2 separate regions of the Homo sapiens genome follow, and region 1 is linked to region 2. The links are chromatin loops, found by intact Hi-C in ENCODE. Cell type or tissue: heart right ventricle. All regions are shown on one strand. Each heading gives the region's core, and the rest is flanking DNA. Links, peaks and the distances in the headings are about the cores only. Region 1 overlaps TLE4 (TLE family member 4, transcriptional corepressor). Region 2 overlaps TLE4 (TLE family member 4, transcriptional corepressor).

Evidence for each region. Hi-C counts contacts between places; a loop is a spot of excess contacts. Peaks named below come from ENCODE experiments on the same cell type or tissue, not always from the same donor. Only the 100,000 strongest peaks of a DNase experiment are listed, where the experiment ranks them.
Region 1: a loop joins it to region 2, with 2.2 times the contacts of the local background. A loop is called at or near these places in 35 of 110 quality-filtered maps.

What each region holds. Positions count from the first base shown.
Region 1 is chr9:79,578,798-79,591,544 of GRCh38, reverse strand. All of the region lies in intron 4 of TLE4 (TLE family member 4, transcriptional corepressor), which reads right to left. Among named protein-coding and RNA genes, the nearest start is that of TLE4, 13 kb to the right of the region's middle. RefSeq lists a silencer at 7,475-7,574. In heart right ventricle, for the core only: no CTCF peak of the experiment used is centred there; a DNase peak (open chromatin) is centred at 7,474; H3K27ac peaks cover 2,038 bases.
Region 2 is chr9:79,659,650-79,672,396 of GRCh38, reverse strand. All of the region lies in intron 8 of TLE4 (TLE family member 4, transcriptional corepressor), which reads right to left. Among named protein-coding and RNA genes, the nearest start is that of TLE4, 94 kb to the right of the region's middle. RefSeq lists an enhancer at 8,778-11,192. In heart right ventricle, for the core only: no CTCF peak of the experiment used is centred there; no DNase peak of the experiment used is centred there; H3K4me3 peaks cover 480 bases; H3K27ac peaks cover 1,458 bases.

The DNA of each region.
Region 1 (12,747 bases), core at 2,620-10,619, 80 kb after region 2:
TAGCAAAACAGATATGGTCCCTTGACCAACTACTGATTAATCTCCCCTTTGCTTTCTTTTTATAGCCCAAGCACTACCACCAGCATTCAAGGCCTTCTATAATGCATCCCAAACCTATATTCCCAATTATTCTCTCCTCTACCACTCAATAAAGCTGGAAACACTAAACACAGCCTGAATATGCACAGCAGTTTCCAGTCTCTGTGGCTTCCACTTGGAATCCTACCCTTTCCTTTCAACCTGCCTAAGTGCTCCCCATCCTCTGAGGTCTCACTAAACTGTGCCCACCTCCTCCGTAACAGCATCCTTAATCACTCAAGGAGCCAGAAAGACCCCCTTCTCTTCCACCTATGTCACAACTGTGTATCCACTGCACTGCTTTATATTTTTTACAGTGGTCCAAATGAAGTAAAAAGACTAGATTCTCCATGGAGGCAAGCCTCCTACCTTTCCTAACTGCTAGCCCTCAAAGCAACCTGCACATAGTATGAGGTTAATTAACATTAGCTGGATGAAAGAATAAGAGCCTTTGCATTCCCTCTGAGGTGACCAGGACTACTGGCTCTTAACCAAGTAACCCTCCCAATGAAAGAATAAAACAATCTCATGAAGATTAAGTTACTTTTTTCATGTTTAAGTATTTAGGTTATAATCTTCTTAACCTTTATAATAAATCCAGTTCCAGGTATTTCCATTTGAGAAGCTAAATATTTCAGTTTAGAAAGTTAATTTGCACGGTGAGCCTCAAACAGAAAGAAAGTGGCAAAAAAGCATGATTCAAAATGTAAAATCAAGTATCTTAAGAAAGTGGGATTTGTAAATCTAATCTGGGAAGAAGGCATAAATACCACCTCACAAGTGTGCATCCTAAACTGATGCAAAATAACCTAAAAATTATTGCTTAGATTATAAAAAAACCCTCCTATCAGCTCTGCTTACAACTAAAGCAGGTCTTTACTATGAGCCTCCTAGGCTAGCCATATGGAGCCTTTGGAAATGAGCTCCCATATTACAAAAGGAAGGTTTTTGTACATAATGTACTTTGCCTGCCGCAGCCTCTCCTAAATCTGACACCTCTGAAATATAAGGAGAAAACTTACAAGCAGCCTCTCCTAAATCTGACACCTCTGAAATGTAAAGAGAAAACTTACAAGCAAGTAGGGGTGCCAAAGTTTACCTCCCCATGCCCAGAACCTAGAGAAGAGTGGAAGCTTAAGAAGCACACATTGGAATTTTGGGGACACAATTTCTTCATTAAGAAGCCCAAACAAGTGTTTTGTCTTCCCCTAGCTCACCCAAAAAATGTTCAAGCAAACAAGCAGCTACAGAACTGCTATTGTTTTTTCACTAGCCACTTTAGGTTGACTATATTTTGGGGGGGTTAACCAAGCTAGCCAGAGGTAAAACCACATTTCCAAACAGTTCTCTGTCCCCCGCAAAATCAAAAGCCTTTAAAACAGCCACCCACATTCATAGCGCAGCATAGTGAAATTTGTTGGGGGAAAAGAAGTCCAAGTAAAACAGGTTCACTGATCAGCGCCCACACATTCAAAAATAAAAACGAACCCATATTGTGGACTCAGGTTACTTACAAAACTCAAGGTTCCATTTTGTGTATTACAGTGTGATCAGGACATGACAAAGACAAATATAATGTACTTTGCCCTAAAGAGAAAGAGCAGAAGGGCTACTTTGCAATAAGATCTGCCCTAATGCCTCAGTTGGGTAGAATCAGGCCAGAAACGTCACGTTGAATTCTCAGGCAGCCCGGTCTATCATATACATCTTGGTACCAACCAGACTGGTGTCTCAGGAGAATGGTTAAAATGACTGAGAATGCCCAGCATGGACAAAGGAAGGCTAATAAAGGGCAACACTTCTGAAAAACCTAGACAAGGAGTAAGACTAATTCTAGTGACTTCGATGGGGGACAGGACTAATGGGTCTCACATAAAGAAATTTCTGCCAATCCAATACCTCCACTGAAAATGTCTTCTGCCTTGCGCAGTAGTAGCACCACAAAGATCTGGATGTTTTCAGTGGAAATCAAGCTGATTTCCAGTGAGAAGCTGAACTTAAGTGTGAAAAGTCCCTCCCACCGAGAAGGTTTATCACGGTCCCTTCTTTAGGAAAAGGAAGATTACAAAGGATCATGTAATATCTCTATTCAGAACTTAACTACCACCAACCCCACTCTGCTTATCATCATGGGAAAGGGAGGAAAAAACCTGAAAAGGTTAAGTACGTTTAAAGGATTCTCTCAAATTGACTTAACTAGAGAAGCCAGACAATGCTCATACTTGGCCTTTCTCTACTCAAAGAGGTCATTATGCCCCAAACCTATAACTCTCCGGGCCATAAAAAGGCAACAGAATTTAATAGTATTTTCTTCTCTCTGGAGCAGAGTTTCTGAGTGTTGGCACTACTGAAATTCTAGGCCAGCTAAGTCTTTGTTGTAGAGGGCTGTCCTGTACATGCAGATGTTCAGCAGCATCCCAGACTCTACCCACTACATGCCAGTAGCAACTCCAAGTTGTGACAACCCCAAATATCATCACATTGCCAGACATCCTCTGAGGAAAGGAACTGCTCCAGTTTGCAACCACTGCTCTAGCACAGTACCTCCCTAATTCTTTTGTTTGGGTTCCAGTTTCCTCATTGAACCAGTAAGGGCTATGGATTCTGCCCCCACAAAAAAGGTACACAATTATGCATATAAATTCCAGAACTATATAGAACCTTTCAAACCCAGCCAAGAACCTCCATCTCTCCTCCACCCCAGGCAGGCACTCAAAAGTTTACAGTTCCCTGAACATTCCCATGTGACACGTGGTTATAAAAGAAGGTGCCATGCCTGTTTTAGAAATCTCACAGTCAGAGGTACAAAAATATCTAGAGGCCTGTGGTTATCCAGCCACGGACAAACAGTAGAATCTGTGATAAAAGATGAACCAATGAATGAGTCCACTAATCTAGTGTGTTAATTTGCAAAACAAAATACCCAAATGATACCAGCTATTATTTTTAACATTTAAGCTCACTGTGTACAGAACACAGAAGCAGACGATTTGTTTTTTCATTTAGAAAACAAGGATAGGCCGGGCGCGGTGGCTCACACCTGTAATCCCAGCATTTTGGGAGGCCGAGGTGGGTGGGATCACGAGGCCAAGAGATCAAGCCCATCCTGGCCAACATGGTGAAACCCCGTCTCTACTAAAAATACAAAAAAGTTAGCTGCGAGTGGTGGTGTGGGCCTGTAATCCCAGCTACTCAGGAGGCTCAGGCAGGAGAATCACTTGAACCCAGGAGGCGGAGATCACAATGAGCCGAGATCACGCCACCGCACTCCAGCCTGGCAACAGGGCGAGACTCTATCTCAAAACACACACACACACACACACACACACACGCAAGGATAAACAAAGAAGTTTACCATAGTCACTTATGAGACATTTATTGCCAGTGGTTCAAAACCAGAATGTAGGTTCTCAAGCCAGAATGCCTGGCCTTGACACCCCTACTCTGTAACCTACCAGCTATATATAACCCTGGGCAAATTTCTCAGCTTCTCTTTACCTTAGTTTCCTCATACACAATAAGGATAATCAGATCCCTTCCTCAAAAGATTACAAATTAAACAAATTAATACATCTGAAGCATTTAGTGCTTTACCTGGTATCCAGTGGGCACTCGATAAATTTTAACTGCTCTTATTATCACTAACACTTGCCCAAGATATACATATGAAAAATCTGTTAACTATATGTACTTACTGATGTGCTCTTAGCCTATAGAAGGACCAGGAAGATGCAGCTACAACTGCAAAAAAAGCAACACAGCAGATGGTTCTAGGTTGTGAAACACTGGCAATATTAGGATTGTTTTAGCTGTCCACACAATAGCCTAACATTGCTCAAAGTGAGATTCTACAAAAATACAAACACAAAAACAAAAAAAAACCTGGCTGTATTTCCTCTTATAAAAATTATCTTAAAACTTAACTTACTAAAATGGCATGCCTATAGTACCGAGCAATGGAAGTAGGGATGAATTTTATTTTTAAGCTGGTCATTTAAACATCATATGATGTTAAGAGTTGAAAGATATCTTAGAAATAAATCATCTGGCAAAGTATGAATCCAATTCTAAATTTTAAAAATGCCAATCAGCAGCTCAAGGACCTGTAGCAGACTGAGATAAGAACTCCCACTCTCTGATTGCCTATCTAGGCCTTTTTTGCTCAGCATAAAGCCAGGCCCTCCCTAAGCACTCAGAAACGAAGACAGCTTATATAAAGGTGGCTGATACTCAGAATATGTGATGCTACATGAAATGCAATAAAATGAAAAAATTAAACCACTCCTTTAGCTGTTCCATCATTCATTCATTCATTTCTTCTACTATATTCCAGGCATTGTTTTAGGTGCTAGTGGTACCAGCAGTGAACAAAACATATTCTTCTGTAAACAAAAATATAGTCAGAATGAATAAGGTATAGTGTTTGATAGCATAACAGAGTGACTACAGTCAACAATAATTTATTGTACATTTAAAAGTAACTAAAAGAGTATAACTAGAAAGTTTCTAACCCACACAAAAAAAGGGAAATGCTTGAGTTGATGGGTAGTCCATTTACCCGAATGTGATTATTATATGCTATATGCCGGTATCAAAATAGTTCATTTACCCCATAAATACATACACCTACTATGTACTCTTAAAAATTAAAAATAAAAAAATTTTTTAAAACCAAAACCACATTCTTCCTTTTTGGAACTACACTTTAATGAAGGAACTTGATCTCTACTGTGTCTTTGATTTATAAACTCCAAAAGGCCAAGATTAAACATTTCTCCCTTCTTCTACTTATGATTAAGTCATTTATTTACAATGAATTTATCTTCCCTAAGGAAAGGGTCCTTGATGGGACAAAGCAAGAAAGTCCTGAGGACTTGAGATGTCAAGCTCACTGTAAGCCACAGTTTACAGACACGCTTTACCTCAAGCTAGAGAAACTGACACCTACCTTAGATTCTAGAAGAGTAACCCCCGGAGCTAATTACACAACAGGTAATAAACTGCTACATAGTCCCTTTGCACATCTTTGGAAGAAAATTATTGGATCACTTTATAATTCATACAATTTCAGAAGTCACACAATTTTCTTTTCTTTTTTTTTTTTTGTGACAGAGTCTTGCTCTGACGTCAGGCTGGAGTGCAGTGGCGCGATCTTGGCTCACCGCAACTTCTGACTCCCTGGTTCAAGTGATTCTCCTGCCTCAGCCCCCCGAGTAGCTGGGATTACAGTCATGCGCCACCACGCCCAGTTAATTTTTAGTAGAGACAGCGTTTCACCACATTGGCCAGGACAGTCTCGATCTCCTGACCTCATGATCCACCCACCTCAGCCTCCCAAAGTGCTGGGATTACAGGCGTAAGCCACGTGCCCAGCCTAAGTTTTCTAATATATGCCAAAGGAAAAGTACAAAAACTAATCACTTTAAAGACATACTGATATATTTTATGTTATATATACTTTTATATTACATGTTTTATGAAAATTGCTCTACTTCTGTGTCAACATTACTTTAGCCTGAACGCTGGCCATAAGAGAATCAGTGAATTGTAAACCACCTACTAATTAAGTGAAGAACTTTGTCATCTAACATCTGCGTCTCACTGTGTTCATCCACAGGACGGGGGGAATGCTTTATTATTGGGGTTTACATGAAAAAAAAGGATGAGAAAGTACCTTATAAAAAATAAAGTATTAATAGTATATAAATATACATTTCTACTCCTAGGCACATTGGGTAACTTTGGATTTTAAAAATTCTGAAAATAAGTGCTAAAAGAGACTTTCTAAGACTGAAAAAAAAAAATTCAATTTCTGTTCACTGGATCACAGCAACAAACCAAACTGAAATGGTCATTTTAACCAAAAGAGCTAAAAGAGATCTGGGCGTTCACTTACGCCCTAAGTTAAAGATGAGAAAAGCATGGCCCTTAAAGGTACGGTACTCAGCAATATCACAAAGCTGGTGACTAGCAAGGCCAGAACTAGAATCTGAGGCTCCGGAATCAGTCAAGCATTTGGGGGAAGGTAGTAAGTATGCTGATGGTGGAGTATTCCAAACATATCAACTGGAATAAGGCAGAAATATCTGTCATACCAGCGTTCTGACCTTGAGTCAAACCCAAGATCTATTTTACCGGCTAGCTGATTTCAAGCAAGCTATTTAAGCTCTCTGTGTCTCAGCCCCAACATACGTAAAATGGAAATAATACTACTACTATAATCTCATAAGATTGTTGTAAGAATAAGTGAAATATTATCGACACTATAAGCAATCTAAAATTGCTTACTGTTATGATTACTATTCTTTCAACAACGTTATACTATCTCTACTAATAAAAAAAATTAAGACATTTTCAAAATTCCTTGTCCCTTGAAAAGAACTAAAACCTTGCATTTTTTACTGATTTGCAGGGAAGTTAGCTAAACACACAATATAGTCAAGATCGATATTGCTCCACATTCATTCAAACCACAGGTACACAGACCTATTAATAGTAAAAGAATTATTCAGATAAACACTGACTAGTGATACAGTGACGTTCAAACTGAATTTTAAATTCTGTTTGGAATGATTCATGTTTTCATCTTTAAAAAGGCAGACTCAACATACTAAAATACATACATTCTACTTTAGCTATACTAACTTGTTCCTCAAAGGCACAGCAAGTTCGGTTGCTTTTGCTTCCTCTTTCCAAGTGTCACTTTTCCACAAACTAGTAGACAACACAGACCTAAGTATGCCTGAGATTCAGTATTTGTTATCTATCTTGCAACCTAATATACCCTTAAAAATATTAAATCACACATATTCTTGGCTAGCTCTAACTGCTATTCTCTCATTCACCAAATATTTTATTGCGCACCAGCATCTACTATGCGATAGGCACAGGGCTCAACACCGGGTACACAGCAGTAAACAATAAAAGCTCCTGTTTTCATGGAGCTTACAATCTAGCACGAGAGAGAGACAGGAAATAAACAGGTAAGTATCTAACACAGTGTGTTTGCATGGTACAGTTCAGGAATGCCAGATAGCCAGTTTTATCAAGCACTTTTCTAAAAGTGGACCTTGGCTTTATATTTCAATATTGCTGATCCTAGACTCCCTTTGGGCAGGGCAGAGGCAATGAGAGGGTAGAAGGGAGGGGAGGGAGGAGCTGTCCTCAAACACAAACACAGATCAGATCTCTCACTAGAGATGACGGTGTAACACTCTTGGACTGCCAGTAGCATCACCATGCTCCTCATGTTGCAGAAAGCCAAACACATCATAGAAACAAGCATGTTATTTGCTGTTTGGAAACAGCATGGTCAGCGAAGGGAGCCCTGGAAGGGAAGTCAAGAAACCTACTATTTCCTCTTCTGCCAGTGACTCTCACTATGCAACCTCAGGCGCATTCGCTGACCTGCGTGAACTCTGGTATCTCCACCCCCGTGCTGATCCTCCCTGACTGTGACACTGGGCTAGTCTCTTAAGCCCTTAAGCCTCAGTGTTATCTATTAAAGGAGGCCAGTAGAATGACACTGCTTGGCAAACTGTTGGGTACTCCACTGACAGAAGCTATTTAAATAAATACATGGATCCAAGCTTGCTACCTGCTTCACAGAACATAAGGAACATTAAAGAGAACATATAAAATGCCTTAAGCTCTCTGTAAAGAAAGGGTGTTACAGAGTACTAGTGCTTATAATTTCTACTATGACTATTCTTTCCAGTTATATTTTCTTGCAGTTTCAAATTCAATAACCAAAATCATCCACAGACCTTCAGAAACAGAATACATAGTTCGAAAATAAGGACAGAACCCAAATTACAATAATAATAATAATAATAATGAGTTAAATAAGCCTGCTAAGAAATGAAAAAGCCAATATCCCCCCTCCTCCTTCCCCAACCTCTCACTTTGCCTAGGTTGCTGCAAGCAACAGGGCCCTGCAGAGGTCCCAAGCACACCACAGCCAGCCCAGGTTGGGGATAGAGTATTGTCTCGCACCGGGAGAGAAGTTATCCTTTCATTCCGTGAAACGCAGAAGCTGCCTCCACCATACAATTCTTGAAATGTGTGTGGGCAAATCCTCAAAAGAGATGACAGTGCGATCCACTCACCAGAGGACAGAGTACCTAAGGGGTATCCCAGAGTACTTCTCTTCTGCTTATTTGATGAACCAGCTAAGAAAATCCACACCCTGCCCATGTGTCACCCCTGGATGGAATAAGGGTTACACGTGCAGCTCTCCAGGGATAAGTTTTGGGTCAATGATATAGAAATAGCAACAGCCTGGCATAAATGCTGGGTAAGTTCCAATGAAAAGAGAGAGGGTATATAGATTTGTGGTGATGAATGCCAGCTAAATCCCTCTCCATAGATAGAAAACAACTACCACTGAGAGCTATTACTAAGGCAAAGACAAAACAGCTCTAACTCTTGCTTCTGACTAAAACTTCTGAGGCCCTTCCTCTTTAGAGTAATAATTTCATAAACTGTTCGCAGTATACTTACTTTGAACAAGTCCTAAGCCTTGCAAACTGTCATTATCAGTGTAAATACTCCATTGCCCATGCGTAAATGTGCTGCCCCCCTGCTTCTCTCCAACAGCCCAGCTTACAAAACTGGTAATAACTTAGCTAGTATAGGACCACTGAACCTACCACCATTGCTGGAACGCTGGAGTCATTTTAAGAGGGTGTGTAGAGGGATCAAGAAAGTGCCTTCTAGAACTCACATCCCTGTCCCTCTTTTCTCTAGCCACCAAATACATTATTGCTGTCCAGAAGTGGTAAACCAAACCATCGAATCACATCAAAGGCAAAAAAAAAAAAAAAAAGCCACATTAAAAACAAACACAAATAACTTATAAATGCATTTTTTAAACATTTAATTCCCAACTGGTTTCCTCTACCTATCTTATAACACAAGAAAAAAAAGAAGAAATAAAAAAGATGTATTCTAGGAAAGCAAAGATTAAATGAAGAATGTGAAGAACAATGGGCTGGTGCTTGTATTGTCTCCTTCACCAGTGCTGCAACAGCACCTAGAGATGTAGCTCATTAGTCCGGTCCATCATTCCTACACAGATCAAAGTGATATATACCTAGATACAAAGAACTTTGCCCATCAAAATAATAAATACAAATAAATAATATCCAGCAGGGATTAAGGGGCAGTGAAAAGGAACTATCCTTTTGTTTGAATGCTGCAAAGAAATTCTTTTAACAGTAAAAGCAAAACATCTGCCTTCATTTAAAACTGAGTTGTGTGATTTCCTGCATCGACGAACCTCTTTCTAAACTACAAAGAGGCTACAAAACATCACATTTTCCCCTCCCAGCTTCCCCCTTCAAAAGCCCACAAGATGGTGATTAACAAACAGCCCCTTGTCTGTAGGCACTCTCATAAGCCACAGGAAAAGATAAAAGTTAAAGAGAAGAACAAGTTTGTAAACAAATGAGAAATAGGTTGCCTAGGGAGGAAGCAAATTCCATCTTGATAAGCAAGCAGCTTCCCTAGCCCACATGTGGGAGATTCCGAGTGAAAGCAACCTCACCCTCTCACCCACTGAAAGCAGTCTGCAAGCAGAGGGCAGGCTGAGCCATCCATGGACTCTAGGCAGTTGCAGAGAATCCCCCAACTCAAGAGGTTCTGCGTATGAGCCTAAAGTTCAGGGACTCTCTATTTCAGGAATGAACTGGGGCCTGAATCTCTAACCCATAGCAAACCCATCTCCCAGGAGATATCCTCCCACATAAATTTATTTGAAGTCCTGAATCCACCAACTATTAGCTGTATCACCTTGTGCAGAGCTGACCCTGTTTAATCAACTTTTGATTGGATATAATCCCTGTCTTAGGATCATTATGAGAACTAACGATAAGAATTTTGGCAGTGTGCCCAGACCAGTGGTAAGCGCAAGCCAGATATATAATAAATGTTTACTTCTATTGAAAGGAAATTCCAATTTCACTCAAGAATCACTGCCTTAGGTGAAAAATCCAGATATCCTCCTATGGTATCTCTAGAAAGACAAAAGAATCCATCATGGGAGAAGGAAAAAGGGAACTCCCCACAGTATTCGGAAAACACACACCCTAAAACATACACACACTGTAACAGGTTAAATTTCATCCTCCAGATCTGCTTCCCGTGCAGGTGCTGTAATAAGTAAAAGGACAGGTCACTGGGTCCTGCCCAAGGTGCTTCCACTTACTTATCAACTGCCCTAATACTAGACCTTCTGAAGGGTTTTGGGAAAAAATCTAATTTAAAACCTACACTCATTTAGATTTACTAAACAGGAGTAAATGAAGTTGGCCTCCTATTTTAAAATGCCCAAATGAGAGGTAAAGGGGAAAAAACACCACCAATACCCTTCACTCCGTTAACATTAATTGTGGAATATTATCAGCGTGTAAATAATCTTAAATTAGAAAAGGTGGCTTTAAACCTTAATGAAAACCAAAAACACAAGAACCCTTCCCACCCCCACACACATAGTCTTATAATTGTATCTGAAGTTTATGCAGACATCAAAATTTCACTTGTCATCTTTAAGATTTTATAATCTAGTAGTATCTACCCACTATTCAGGCCCTCTAGATTGTTATTTCCTAATATTTCTGAAGCAAGATAAAGTTCTGTCAGCAAAATCTTCATTTATTAGTTACTTTCAGCTAGAACACCCCATCTTCCATGATAGTTCACTCTCATTATTATACAAGAGTTCAATTATACCTATCTCTGAAAAAAAAAAAGGCACTGGGTAAGAATATAACAGACACATTTGTGCCTCCATACTAAAACACCTACTCCTCCATCTACTCTTCTAAATCTAAGAGTACACAATAAGACAGAAGATGTGCAAAAAACTGGCAAGGTTGAAAAAAAAAGTTATCATAAGGGAAATGTGGTCTAAAATGAACTTTCAACAAACTTCATAGCAAGCAGTGTCCCCAAATAAATTTACTGCACCCTAGATTCAAGTACACTCAAGGCTAGAATGTCATGCCAGTCATGTATTACTTCAATCTCAATAAATCTCTTCTTACTCTCCAAATCCTAGCTGCTTTCTAAAATAGTTCACTAAAAAACACCAACCTAATTAACAACAGCTTCCTCTGCAACAGTGGCCTTGATTTCACTTATTTACACATTAACTGCAGCCTGCTTTTGGCCAATCCAGTCTATTCTCTGTACCATGCCGAGCCTTTTATCTGCCCTGGACAGCATTTTCTCCAGCAGATGAAGTAGATGCCGATTGATTTGCTGTCGAGCATGGTAAATTAATAGCAACAAATTGCTGAGGGCCCGTCTCGCTGCTCCACCATGCTTCGGCAGTTTTGCTTTATTTGCTCCATGATGGGCAGCAGTCGGCCTCTTCAAGTCAATTTCTTCTTAACAACCTGCAATACTTTTCAATGGTGAAAATAGAGCTGTTCCTTGTAAGTCAGAAATCAATATCTTATTGCCCTTAGAAAATGCTAAACAAGCAGTATTGGCAATCCACTTGGTACTAGAGGGTATCAGATACAATGCAAATCCATACTGCTTCCCTCCTTGTAGTTATTACAGTTTGCTAAAAGGTTCCTAATGTCATTTATCATCATTTACCATCGACCAAAGAGGCTATGATTATGATATCCTATCAGTTGGCAAGGCCCTTTCATTTCTATTCAATTAATATTTTAGCAGCACTCAAATGGTTGTGGCCCAAGTCTCGTAATAAAATTTACATGGCTTTAAGTGAAACAGGAGTTTTCTTGCTTTGATTAAATATACATATATATATACACACACACACACACAAATACACACACATATAAAAATACACACATAAAACATACATAAATGTGCAGTACTTACTTTCAGATTCTATGCGTTTTAGATTTCTAAAATTTCCTGATGATTACTAAAATTCAAATGAAGAAGCTTTCACATTGTAGAATACTAACTATAAGGAAGTCATAGATGTTCTCATGCTCCCCTTTTCAAAAGATGGTATGTTCATCTCCATATAGTTCCTATAGGTTGAATTCACATACCTACTGTTCCTAATCTATATCCAATACTCACTTTTTAGAATGGTAACCACTGCTGTCAGAGTCCATCAGTGAGGACTTCTTTAATGACAGCATTACAGGTGAAAGATGGGAAGAAGCAGCATTTAGTAATGCTATCAACTCCATGCATCACCCCACTGTGCCATTTAGAAGCCACCAACCCATTTAGAAGCCACACTGTATTTACAAAGAAGAACAATCAGCAAAAAAACTTAACAACTAAACCCTGGGTCAGCTGTCTCATACAAAACAAAAAACAAAAACCATACACTTAGGGAAATCCTTAGGGAATAAGGGCCTATGTTCTTTCATTTTTAAAAATTCCATTTTGAAGACGTCACACTAAAACATGTGCCATTTCTAACCATGTCCTATTTGTCATCTTCACTTTTATGCTAGAACTTGAGACAATGGCACAGCATTAATTCCCATTATAGCCTAGAATACTTCATCCTTTTTTTTTTTTTTGCTTCATCTGCTTAGCTCTATCAATCCTAAAGATTACCAGAAATTTAGATTCATATTTTATGTTCCAATTCCACGTCATATCACCAAGTTCCCCTTTAAAAAAAAAAAAAATCCACTAATTCTACCAGACTAATGCTATTTACTC
Region 2 (12,747 bases), core at 3,024-11,023:
GGGAAGTTGAAATCCTGTCTGCTCAGGGGCCCCTCACTGCCCGCCCACAGTGGGAAACTTGGCCATGTTGGTTGGTTATTCTGGATTCTCCTGTGGGAAAACCACACTCTTCCCATGAGGGCAAACACCATCTTATGCCCAGTGTGTATCTTACTTTCCAGGACTCTGGCCCCTTTGTCATTCTTATTAAGAAAATATGAAATCTGCTAGAGCCCTGTTGGTATGACTCTTTGAGCAAGCTGAATTTCCATTCTGCGCACCCTCTCTCCCCAGGACAGGAGGGCTCCTTGACATTGTAGCTCTGGAAGACAACTATGTAGCAGGGCACTAATCACTGAAAGGGCATCCCCCCTCCCCCACCACCACCTCTGCAAAAAAAAAAAAAAAAAAAAAAAAAAAAAGTGTTTTGTTTCAATGGCCTAAAAAGCATAGGCCGTATAAAATCTTCCAGACTGACTTTTTTTTTTTTTTAACGGAGAAACTGAGGCTAATCTTCACTGAAAACAAAGCAACCAGGGATCACACTATGAGAGGCATTCATGTCTTGAGTAGGGGTGGGAGTATAGTCCTTAACCTCCCCTTGCTGAACCAGGTCTGCTGTTCCCCAGCACCCTGAATACTGCAATCACTCCCTTCCCTTCAGATATACTTCTGTCAAAGTCCATAGCAAGGCTGACTCACTGCCTTGTGAGACTCCTCAGTTAACTCGGTCTGAAGAAAAGAAGCTGCAAATAAATCAGTATTATAGTGCAGGGATGTGTGTTCTTTCCCCAAACAGCCAACCTTATTGACAGGGATTAGGTGTATGAGTAGTAAAATAATGAAAAGCAGCAAGAGTCTCTCCTGCTCGACAAGCATCTGTTGGGTATACTCCCTCTCCCCACACAATTAGAGGAATGCCAGAATTGTTATGGTTTACAACACTGGAGGGAGAAGTCCATTTTACAGATAATCTGACACGAAAATAAAAGAGGCTCTCTGCAAAAACGGTAAACTGTGAGATCACAGTCCTCGGGCCACTCGTTGAGCTCGTCAGGGTAGTTATTAGCTTTTCCTACCAGTAGAAGCACACAACACTAGCATGGCAGGTGAATGTCTTTTAAAATCAGGATTTAGACTGACAGGAACCCAGAAGGTTCTTCCTCTTTGGTCTCCAATTTCATCCATTATGAGCAGCAAGTAGTTTTGCTGTAAAATACATAAAAGTCACATTCTCAGCCAAGGTTGAACTATCCCTAAACACAAAATCCCCAATGGAATTAAATATGTGCTAGGATCAGCTAAAGTTAATTCTCAACCATCTGCATGTACAAGATCCATTTTGTAGATTTTTTTTTAGGCAAAATTTAATCTCAATAATTTCCCTGTGGCCTGGCACACTTCTAGTTTGCTCCTTTCTGCTGTTAGTTTTGTGTTTGTTTGTGGAATGCAAGTTAATTTAAATATTAACCCTCCAAAGAATAAACACAACCAGGTCATTTTCAAATTACTCATACTGTACACTAAAAAAACAAACAAAAAAAAAACCAATAAGGACCTACTATATTGGGCAACTTTACCACTCCCATGTTACACAGATAGAGAAGAAGACTGCCAAAAATCACAAGGATGGTAAATAGCATAAGGCATGATTTGAACCCAGACCACCTGGTTCCAGAGGATGAGTGTCTAGCTGGTATTGCTACACTGTTTCCTGCCTACTGGCTGTCTAGAGTTCATAGCATGCCACATGCACAGAAGTAGACAGGTCCCAACACACACCAGCTTCCCAACCTTAAGAAATGCAGTTTGAACAGAGTATGTAGAGTCACCTTGAGTCACCGTTAACAAGGGTGATATTTTAGCTTTAAAAGCACAGCAAACATGAATACCTGCTTGAGCAGTGGGAAAGGAGGGGGAGGAAAGACTGAGGCATATCTGTCTGTAAAACAGGTCTTTTACAAAAATATGCTTACCCTTGCATCTCTGGTCACTGCCTGAGGGTGCAGTGTACCAATCTTTTTGACGTGGCCTAAGTAAATTTCTCTTGAACTCATTCTTTTCATTTGTGAGCCTTTTGTTGTGCTTTTGCCCAGGGTCTCATAATTTTGGAGTCATGCTGAGTCAAGTCGGTGTAGTCTCTTTCTTTCTTCTGGCTTGTTAATGGTGATAAACTTCTTGCCTTATTGTCTTCTCAAGTTTTTTTTTCTTTCTTTTTTTTTTCTTATTTAACTGTTACTCATTTTACTCTTTAGCTATCCCCTCTAAGGTGAGTCTTTTCAAGTTTTCTACTTGCACGATTTCCCTACCTCCTCTCTTGAGTAATAAACCCTGGAAGAACTACCAACTACTTAATCACATAGATGCATTTATCCCCATTCAGTGTCTGTCATTTCAGGGGTTTCTTCCTCATGAACTTCAGATCTAGGCCTTTACCATTTGACCATCTAGTACTGAAACAAGCAAAATATCTTCTGAGAGCTGAAACGTGGGGAGCATTCATGTAACTTTTTTGAGTGGAGCACAGCCATGTAACGCATGCCCCCATTTCTGAGAAAATCCTGACCTCTTCTCACTGGTCACTGCTCTCTAGGATTAAGATGCTGCAAAGACTAAAACAATTGGGCCATTCCCACTTTTAACAAACTCAGTAAATTCCTATTCTTTCCTAGATTTGGTCACATGAAGTACTGGAACAAGCACAATTACACAAAGGTATAATCCATTCTTTTTGTCACCAGTAGCAGAGGGGAATCCAATAAATGAGGTTGGAGAACAGAATGTTGAAAGGAAGCCTTAGCCTCTTCCTTGCTCAGACACTAGGTGAAATAATACCAACAAAACAATGTGAGTGATGGTGCCCAGAGCGCCTCAGACCAAAACTGCAGGCCAAAAAAAAAGACATAGCTTAATTTTCCTGACTATTCAAATATATTTTTAGTAACTCTTCAACTATCACTGAAACGCACTCTTCCAAAAGACATTTTAATTGCCTAAATACAGTTTCTGCCTATTCTTGCCCATGTTTTTTAAACATTTTTCTGGCCTCACTACTTATTCCAAATCTTCTACTTGTCAGAGAAGGCATATTCTGTGACAATTTCCATCTATCAAACGGTGGTGAGTTTTGCTGGCTTTTAAACAACTGCCATAGACCTATTTAGATAAACTGTTCAGAGGGACCTATCTCTGAAGCCTAACCACCTCCACTGACCATGTGTGCACTGAAAATGAACTCCTCAGCTTCTGAGTCAATACTCAAGGGGAACTTTCATTTGGAGACATTTTAAAGGAAGAAAAAATATGCATACAATCCTAAGCCAGGGAGACTTTATATTTTGGTTTGTGATAGGGAAAATACATGCACAAATGAAGCCTGGGGAAGCCTAAATGCAAAATGAAATAATCGAGCAGAAGGATGGCGGGCTTCTCCGACACTCAATCATTTTCAGTCACACTATGTTGTCCAGTAACCTGCATTGATAATTCCTCATGAATAAAATGCCAGCATTATCATCTGCAGCTACATTGTTGACATGCTTTTGCTATTTCACTAAAAATACCATTAATTTTCTGGCTTCACAACAGCTGAGCTACTCTCCATTTGAATATACAAAAGAGTATTTTGTTTAAAGCAAATTAAAAGCGTTCCAGTAGATGACTTCCATTTGCTAGCTATACTATTTTAGCATATACTGTTCTTCTTAATCCTCCCCACCTCAACGTCATGCCTGTCATCTCCCCAGTCCAAAATACTTCTATTATTAAAATTTTGTTTTAAGTTGAGGAGGGGGAATCTGGAAACTATTTCTGTTGTAACATTCTTGGCCTGCAAGCCACCTGACTGGCATGGTAAAGAGCGTGGCTTTTTGAGGGTTACAAGATACGGTGACCTCCTTGATTCTCTCACCTCTGTGAGCCAAGGTACATAAGCAACAAAATTTTCCAGTTTGGTATCGGAAGGGTAAACTGCTAAACACACACACCGAATACACCTTCCACTTCCCATCTAGATACGTTCCGACATCCTCCACTTCAGTCAGAAAGAAAACCACTACTCCTGCCAAGCCCTCCTGGCATCTCACCACTTTATTTGTTCCCATTTGTATCTAATGCTTTTGTCAACAGTTCAACAAAAGTCAAAGCAAACAACCCACTGCAAACACTGGGGGTAACAGCAACAAGCATGAATCCTTCACAATTATCCAGCCCAGCTGCTCACAGCTCGTCTGGGCTGCTTTCATTAACAACAATGTCAACAAAAGACTGAAACCCACCCAGTAACTAGATGGGTCAATACCACCACTGTATACCCTCTGTAGGAGGAAACGCTGTTCTCCTTTGTTGCTTGGGCAAACATGTAGAATAATTCAGTCAGATGGACAAGTGCTTGTCTAATCATTTGTTATGTGAATTATTCAACGACTTTTCACGTAAACTACTAAATAGGGCTCTTCAAATATTTCTGTGGCACTTCCAGCTGTCCAACTGTGGAAGTGCATAAAAGGAACAAAGGCAGATGAAAAGAGAAATCATGACCCGAGTTAGTTCCCAGTGATAATCTTTAGTTTAAGAATCTCGAATCTTCATGACTAATCCTTTTAGGCCTAACCCTTGCCTGGCATTTTCACTAGCATCCAATCTTTACTATGTGGACCAGATTGAGGGTGGGGTCGTGTAGAAAATCCTGACTTCGAAGCTCCACACTATCTTTACCTTGCTCAGCTTTAAATGGTACCCCAACTCCCCACCTTCCTTTCACAAGCACTTCCAATAGGCAGGATACGCATTTCGGATTTTTAATGGAGTATTTTAAAAACATACACATCCGTAAACAGACTATAAAACACAGTGTCAAAGCAGCTGTTCCTAGAGATTATCTTTAATGTTTTATATACATATATATATGTGTATATGTATGTTATATTTTAGAATTCCCTGGATGAATTTTGATTAAAACTATTGACATTTATTTAACAAAGAATTATTTTAAGATAAAACAGTTCTAAGTTCCCTTTCTTTCCTCTTAAGTGTATAGCTTATGAAATCATGTACAAACCAAGCAGCCTGGCGAGAAGGAGAAGGGCCCCTGACGTGGGCCCTGGCCCTCAGTTGGCTGAGCAACACCCTGTAAGACCAAGGGGGCATGCCCACACACAGCCTTTGTCCGTGGCCTCTACACCATGAGCTGGGTACCCAGGACCCTGAAATTCCCTGCCCTAACACCCCAGGCCCACTTCCAGGGTTTACTCAGTCTCAGTCCTCTTCCTGAAGCCTCCCAGGGTTAGATCAAGCTGCTGGTTTGAGTGTGTCTAGATCTGGGCGCAGCTGTAGGGGTTCGATGAAGCTTTGAAGTAAGAACTAGGGTGTGTACAAGAAAATACGTGAGGACCCACGTGGTTAAAGCAATGAACTCCAAAGTGCCTGAGAATTTTAAATTCCAACCTGGTCTTTCAGGTTATCACTAAGGTGTATTTATTTATTGGATTTATAACTTTTAAATACTTCAGTGTATGGTATGAGGGCCTCCATTTGGACTCTTTCACTGTCCCTGGGTAGGCCCAACAGGTTAAGTATCAGGTACAGTTTTTGGTAGCCCAGTCTTAAAATGCTGAAGCCACTGCAATCACCAAATGTTTCCATGTAATGTTGTGTGTCTAAGAAAACAAGCAGCATTTTTTTCCCCTAAACATTTTCACTTTTATAGATACACATATCTACAACACTAATTAAAGTGCTGATTTTATTTCTATTACTGCTTTTAAAACACAGTAAGAGTAGAAAAGTTAAAAATAAAATTCAAGAATTATGGCTATTTACCAGCCTAGTACATAGGAACATGACAGAGATTTTAAGAAACTGTTAAAAATAGATGAAGGGGTGGGGCGTGATGGCTCACGCCTGTAATCCCAACACTTTGGGAGGCTGAGGTGGGTGGATCGCCTGAGGTCAGAAGTTCGAAACCAGCCTGGCCAACATGGTGAAACCACATCTTTACTAAAAAATACCAAAAACAAAAAATTATCCAGGTGTGTGGTGGCACGTGCCTATAATCCCAGTTACTTGGGAGGCTGAGGCAGGAGAATCGTTTGAACCCAGGAGACAGAGATTGCAGTGAGCCGAGATCATGACACTGCACTCCAGCAGCAGCTTGGGTGACATAGGGAGACTCCTTCTCAAAAAAAAAAAAAAAAAAAAAACAAAAAAAAAAAACCCCACCCACACACACACACACACACACACACACACACACAGATGAAGGAAACAGCAGAGATTCATACTCATTCCACCTCATTCCTGCTTCTCACTCTAGCCAGTTTACTCACTGCCACTTGTAATTGTGGAATTTCTACTTTTTACCACCAGTGTCTACAGATTTTTAGTTCTTGGCATAAAAAATTGTGCTTTCAAAAACCAAATAACAGTCCAAGACATAGAAATAAAATTTGAGAATTTTACTTCCTTCTAAAGGTCTCTAATAATCCGTGTTAACTGTTCTACTTCTGAAGCTGGCTTCAAGTAACAACTAGAAAGCTGGCAATTTTTAAAAATACTCTTGAAAGAAGAAAATATCATCAGAGCTAAATGGGAGCAGCAAAAAAACAAATAAAATTATTTACTAATTTTGAAAACAGAGAAACCACCTGAAAAGCAAGTGAGGGTATTCAAGTGCCAAAAAATCAGATGATAAATATTTTAGCTCTGTAGTTCAATTGTTTTGCCGATTCCTACAAAACACTTTCTGAATTCGAGTAAAAGGCCCATATCCCGATTGGGAGTCGACAGAACGTTGCCACTGGCATTACTGTCAGTGTTTGCTAAAGGTTCATGTTTGCATGCATTTGCACATCAGCCCGGGCAGCTTCCTGGGAAGACTGCCTTCAGAGCTAGTCCTCCCATCATCATAAACTGGTTTTATATGCACATTTTAAAGAATTCAGGACTCACCAGAAGCTCTGAGAAATGAAGAGGAACGATCCATTAATATATTTTATTCTACTCAGAAGGCAGCATATCGCAATTCCATATTTTAACAGGAACATGATTTGAAGGAAGGGATTGTATCTAATCTTTACTGTGCACCCCCAATGCAGTACAGGCCTGTTTGCCCTCCAGCTGCTGAATCAATACCTACTGATTTAAATATTTTATTTGGACTGCAAGTTCATCTGTCAATACCAACAGGTTTCAAAGTCAGGAACCATTAATATAATTTTTAGTCAGTTGTCTAACAAAAAACAAATCAGAAAAATCTCTCAGCTACATACAGAGGTATAGCTGTGCCTTTTTAATAATCAAAGGAAAACATATACAGAATTGACAAGGAGTTCTTCCCACCTAAATACCTTTCAGTACTAATGCAATCGAACTTCTGTTTTAATACATTTGTTATAAAGGAAATTTTCACCCTAACAATTAACCAAATAGACTACATCCATCGTGAAACATTTCATATGTAATATTCTTCTTTCATTTCTCCCCAGGAAAGAGGGTTGACCCATAAGGAAGAATGGAGAGAGAAAAAAAAAGGGAGGCACAAAGAGAAAAAAGGAAGAAAAGAGAAGGGAATTGAAAATGACAAGGGTGAGCAAAACAGTTTACAAGTGAACATCTGGTATTGACAGGAGGAACTGAACACAGTCTGTACAGTCATGCTGAAGTCTAGAAGGAGGATGGCAATTTGAAAAGAGGGAGGGAAGAAGTGGCAGCGGGAGGCAGGAGGAGGGAAAGAACAGAAGAGGTCAGGGGTGGGGGACTAACTAACAAAAGTACTGTTCCTGGACGCTTACGTATTTAGTCATTATTTGCTCTATTCTCCCAAAGGCAAAAATGTCACCAGCTTAGTTTAAAATTTCCCTAAATAAGGTCAGACTAGGTTACTAACAGATTTTATCATCAAATCAGATTCCAGCCTACGCATCCAATTCAGGAGTCTCATTCAGAGCAGTGACAGTCCAATATGGTTTGGTTATAATCCCTGAGGCGGGGGCTGGGCCAAGGATGTGGAATAACTCAGCTTTCAAGTCCTGATAACTGTGGTACAAACACAAGTGATTATTTCAATTTTCTCTGCAGATTATTTTTTCAGGGCAACCCAATAAACCCAATAATGCCCAGATTTACTAGAAAAATTTTTATTCATTTCCCCATGCACCAGAAAGTAAGCTAATAACATCCCGCTGAGAGTGCTGTCAGGCTAAATCCCTGCACTGCTGAATGCACTGCCGGGATAAATCTCCCTTCACTTTCCATTCCACTATCCACTTTAGGGCAAGGCCCTGGGGACTGCTCCAGATTACCCCTCTGCACGCAGTGTCACAGGCACAAGCCCGAGTGGTCCAATCAGTGCCAAGAAAAGAACAAACTAAAAAAGATTAATTCACAGATGTTCATGCATTTCACATACACTGTGCCCCGTGGCCCGTTGCTAGGGCAACGGGAGACCACCAGTGCGCGCTTTATTGGCTTTATGAAGTGCGTCTCGGGGACTATAGTCCGAGAAACGCTGCATAATAATAGTGTGGCTTTTCTGAAGCCTTGTTTTGTGTTTATCCACATTTAACCTTCTGAGTATTATAAAGAGCACCCTTATGCATAGCTTTCAAGCACTCCTCCCTTCCCCCCAAAACTGCCACAACTTTCTATCTAGAAACATTAAATTGCATCTCTTAGGGGTCCATTTTGGGAAGACCCATGTTTATATTGCTCAACCAGTTCCGTGACCAAAAAAAAAAAATCTACAACCATTTAAAGATCACTACTATATTAGTGCAGCTAACCACATCAACCACCCAAACCCGAATACACACATGCCTTGTTTTCTATGAAACCAGGGGAACCTTGCTTTTGAGTATCAGGAGTCAGTTTTAGCCAGAAGGAATGTCAGAACCAGCAAGCCTCATCAGAGTCTGTCAGAGACGCAGCATCATCCAATAGAACTCTCTGCAGCAGTGGGAAGGTTCTGTATCTCTGCCGTTTTGGCAGTTTCTACAGCCACGTGTGGCTACTAAGGACTCGATATGTGGCTAATATAACTGGGAAAATGGGTTTGAAAATTCTATTTCATTTTAACTTTAAATAGCTTCATGTGACTAGTGGCTACACCATATTGGACAGGGCAGCCTCAGAGGCTTACCAGACAACTATCTATGTTTTTAAAAGTTCCTAAAAAGCTGTCTCTTCAAGCTTTTAGTTTCTGCTTAATTCATAAAAATATAACTTCAAGTAAATGTACACAGAATGGTCTTCATGATTGCCGTTGCCGCTAGCTGTGCGAGTCCCAATCAGCCAGAGTCTTTGTGAAAAAGGCTGAGGGAACAAGACTAACTTTCCCCTCCTTCTCCACCCCCACCCCCACCCCCACCCCCACCCAGGTTGGGAGGTTAAAATCACAAATGTCACGACTCTCAGAGCAGTAGCACAGATCAAGTGTTAATCTAAAGGGAAGGGGTGGGTGAGGGGGAGAACACAGGCTTGTGGGGGCGAGGGAGGATCTGGAATGAAGAGGAGAAAAATAAAGCCAGTGAATAGATCAATAGAAGCAACAGCTTACATTCAGATTCACAGGAGAAAGAACACACGGAGACAATCATTTCCTGGGAAAAGCTCAAGCCTAATGAGAATTTACTCTGCTCCTTTATGCGACAACCAGCCCTTTTGTGGCACGGGTTTCCTGACTGACAGGAACCCGGGGCCCCTTAATAGGATTTCCATATTATTTCCAACACCTGCCCAGAAGTTATTTGTTTACATCGAAGGAGGCAAGATTCTCAAATCAGACATCTGCTTCTAGTTCAGGCATATCTTAGGAAACCATCTAGAAAGCAGCTTTGTTACCATGGTGACATTTTTATTTTCCTCCTTTAGTTGGCTCAAAACATTAGCATTTCCAATTTTATTTTGTTGTTCAAAAGGCCAAATGTCGCTCACAAAAACAGAAGTTTAAAAAAAGATAAGTGAATAGAATTCTCAAAATTCTCTAGAATAATTAAAATGACCATAAGGAGCAATAAATAACAAGGAGATCTTATTATATAAGCCTACTGGCTTCTCTCACTGGGTGGCATCACTAACTTATTTACCTCCCCTCTCCCAGCCCTCTTCTATTCTCAAATTTGAAGTCAGCAACTTGAAAAGTAGCAATTTAAAAAAGAAGATTCAAGAATCCTTCAGGATATGATACAATTAAATAATGAGTCCATTTCCATGAAAAAGAATTCCTCATGCTCACCCTTATCACCATATCTTAGAAAGTTCACTTACAACAAGAATACTTAAGACATTTTAACTTCCACCTCACTGCCTGCATTTCTGTAAAAGGGGAGGGAAAGTGTAAGCTTTTCACGAACATTTAGTGGATGCAGAGGGGATGGAATATTAAACAGTGTGAAGGAAGAAAGGTGGACCGCACGTGAGCGGATTACATGTATGTGTGTGTTGTTCTCCAGTTTCTAGTGAAGGAAAACTAGAGGCAAAACTGAACCCAGGGGTTGGGAGGAGGAGGGTACTTAACCACCAATTCCAACTATCACAAATGAGCGGGAATTTCTTATGTTACATTACAATACTAGAACTCTCAGCTTACACTGTTTTTAAGCAGTAAAATTTATTACATACAAAAATAATTGGATTGGTTCTAAATAATGAATAATCTGATAAAGTTAAAGCAATGTGACTTATTTTATTCAATATTTAGATTCAAAGAAAAACAACTAAGTATTCAATGCTAACATTTCAAGTTTTGATTTGCCAAGTCTAAGCAGCATTACTGAGTTTTGAAATAACTGTATTATCTTCATTTAACAGCAACCTTATTTAAAAGCATCAAAAACTCTTTCAGAAAGTACTACTCAGCTCCTCAGCAAACTTCCTTTCTATTACTCTCTCATGAAGCCTGAATTCTCTTCAACCCTTTCACAAGGCAGTTGCCATGGCAGTAATCAGATATGACTCTCTAAGTCCAAAATTACAGCCCTTATTAAAGTGGTGGGTCCTACGCGTAGAAAGTCTTTTAACCCAGAAGATAGCTGAGCTACTTCAAATCACCACAGAACAAAATACATAAGTTGGACAGAGGAAAGTGTTGCAGAAATAATTCAAGAAAGAAGAACAAGAGTATTAAACTACCCCATGAGTGATTTTATAATTTTTCCAGAGTGGGGTTAGTGTTACTGTAAGAATACAAAAAAAAGATGGTGAACGATTCTTTGGAATAATTCCATTGGAAGAATTATCTACATTTTGAGAAACAAATGTTTTTGAAATTCAAGCGTCAACTATTAAAACTTAAATCTTAGGCCCCTCTAAATTTTTAAAAATGTTAACTATAAACGTTATAATATTTTTGCAAGAGATGAAATGCATCCTAATTAAGAAAATTAGAAATTAACTAAACATCAGTATGAAAATGTCTAATAACTAAGAGGGATGGTTTATGGAGGGAAAGGAATAAACCATTTTGCCAAATCAGCTGGAGAAAGCCAACCTGCCAACCAGGCCGCCCCTGTTAATTAGTATTTGTTCTGCTTCAGCGATCGGCGGAGGAGGGTGCTGCAAAACAAGCGTGTCTCCCCGAGTCACTCACATCATTAATCCATTTATGCTCACCACCTGAGGACCAGCTATGCCCTAAAGATATTTATTCATCTGTTTGACAAACAAACAATTACCACACATTTTTCTAGAATTAGGACACCTGTTACGTTTCACACAGTTTACATGCCTAGAGGCAGGTATCAATTAATACTGAACAAATTACTGCATCATAGATTCATAGAACAAAACTTCTTAACTGTTCCTTGATAACTGTAAATAGTAAAATACATGGTAGAAATAAATACCTAAAAGTCTTGTAAACAAATAATTAAAAAGCAATAGCAATGCTAAAACACTTAATTTCAAATTACCATCTTATTTTGTTATTTTGGGAAATTGAAAGAGTTATAACGTTAAATGCTTGAAAGGCATACTTTATCACCCTACCACCGAACCCCTCAAATGATTTCCTCACTTCTAACCACTGTGTTTACTTGGCTAATGGTATGGCCAACTTTATTGCTGAAACATAACCTATGGTATAAGATTTTTATTTCAAAATTTGTTTCTAGGACAGGACTAAATAACACATAAGAAAATAGCTACATTCCAAATACTTGGAAGAATGCCTTGAGTTACAGCCTTGAGATCCATGGAGGTTAAGTGACTTGTCTATTGATATTCAGCTTACCCAGTGGTAGAGAGGATTGTTGCAGAACCTGGCATAGCCTTCCTACAGAATGGCTCATATTCTAAATGTTTCAGTGTGCTTCCTTGTGGTGTCAAGAATACTTCATGGTGAATTACACCAGGAAAAGCCTTTTCCTTATGATGGGAGAATGGGACAGAATGAAATCTAGGTTTGTCTGTATACATTGGTGATGAACAATGAAATGGATTTTACCAATAATCAAGGGAGTAAGATATCTAGAAATGTATGCTGACCGTAAAAAGGTAGAGTTCTATTTCTATTCTTTAACCTTGAAACACAGGCTATGATGTATTTGAAATACAAATCCACTGTCCAAATAAGTATTGCTCAAGATAGGCTTTTAAAAACATATTTTAAAATATGATTTTAAAAATATATTAAGTACTTCTATTTCCTTATTAGGTGGTATCCCTGATTCCCCATGCCCTAACTAAGTAAAGTTCTCTTCCCCTAAATTTTTAGCTTCTTGAGGGGAAGAGTCTTAATCTGCTTTGTGGAATTGTATAAGAGGACAAATCGAA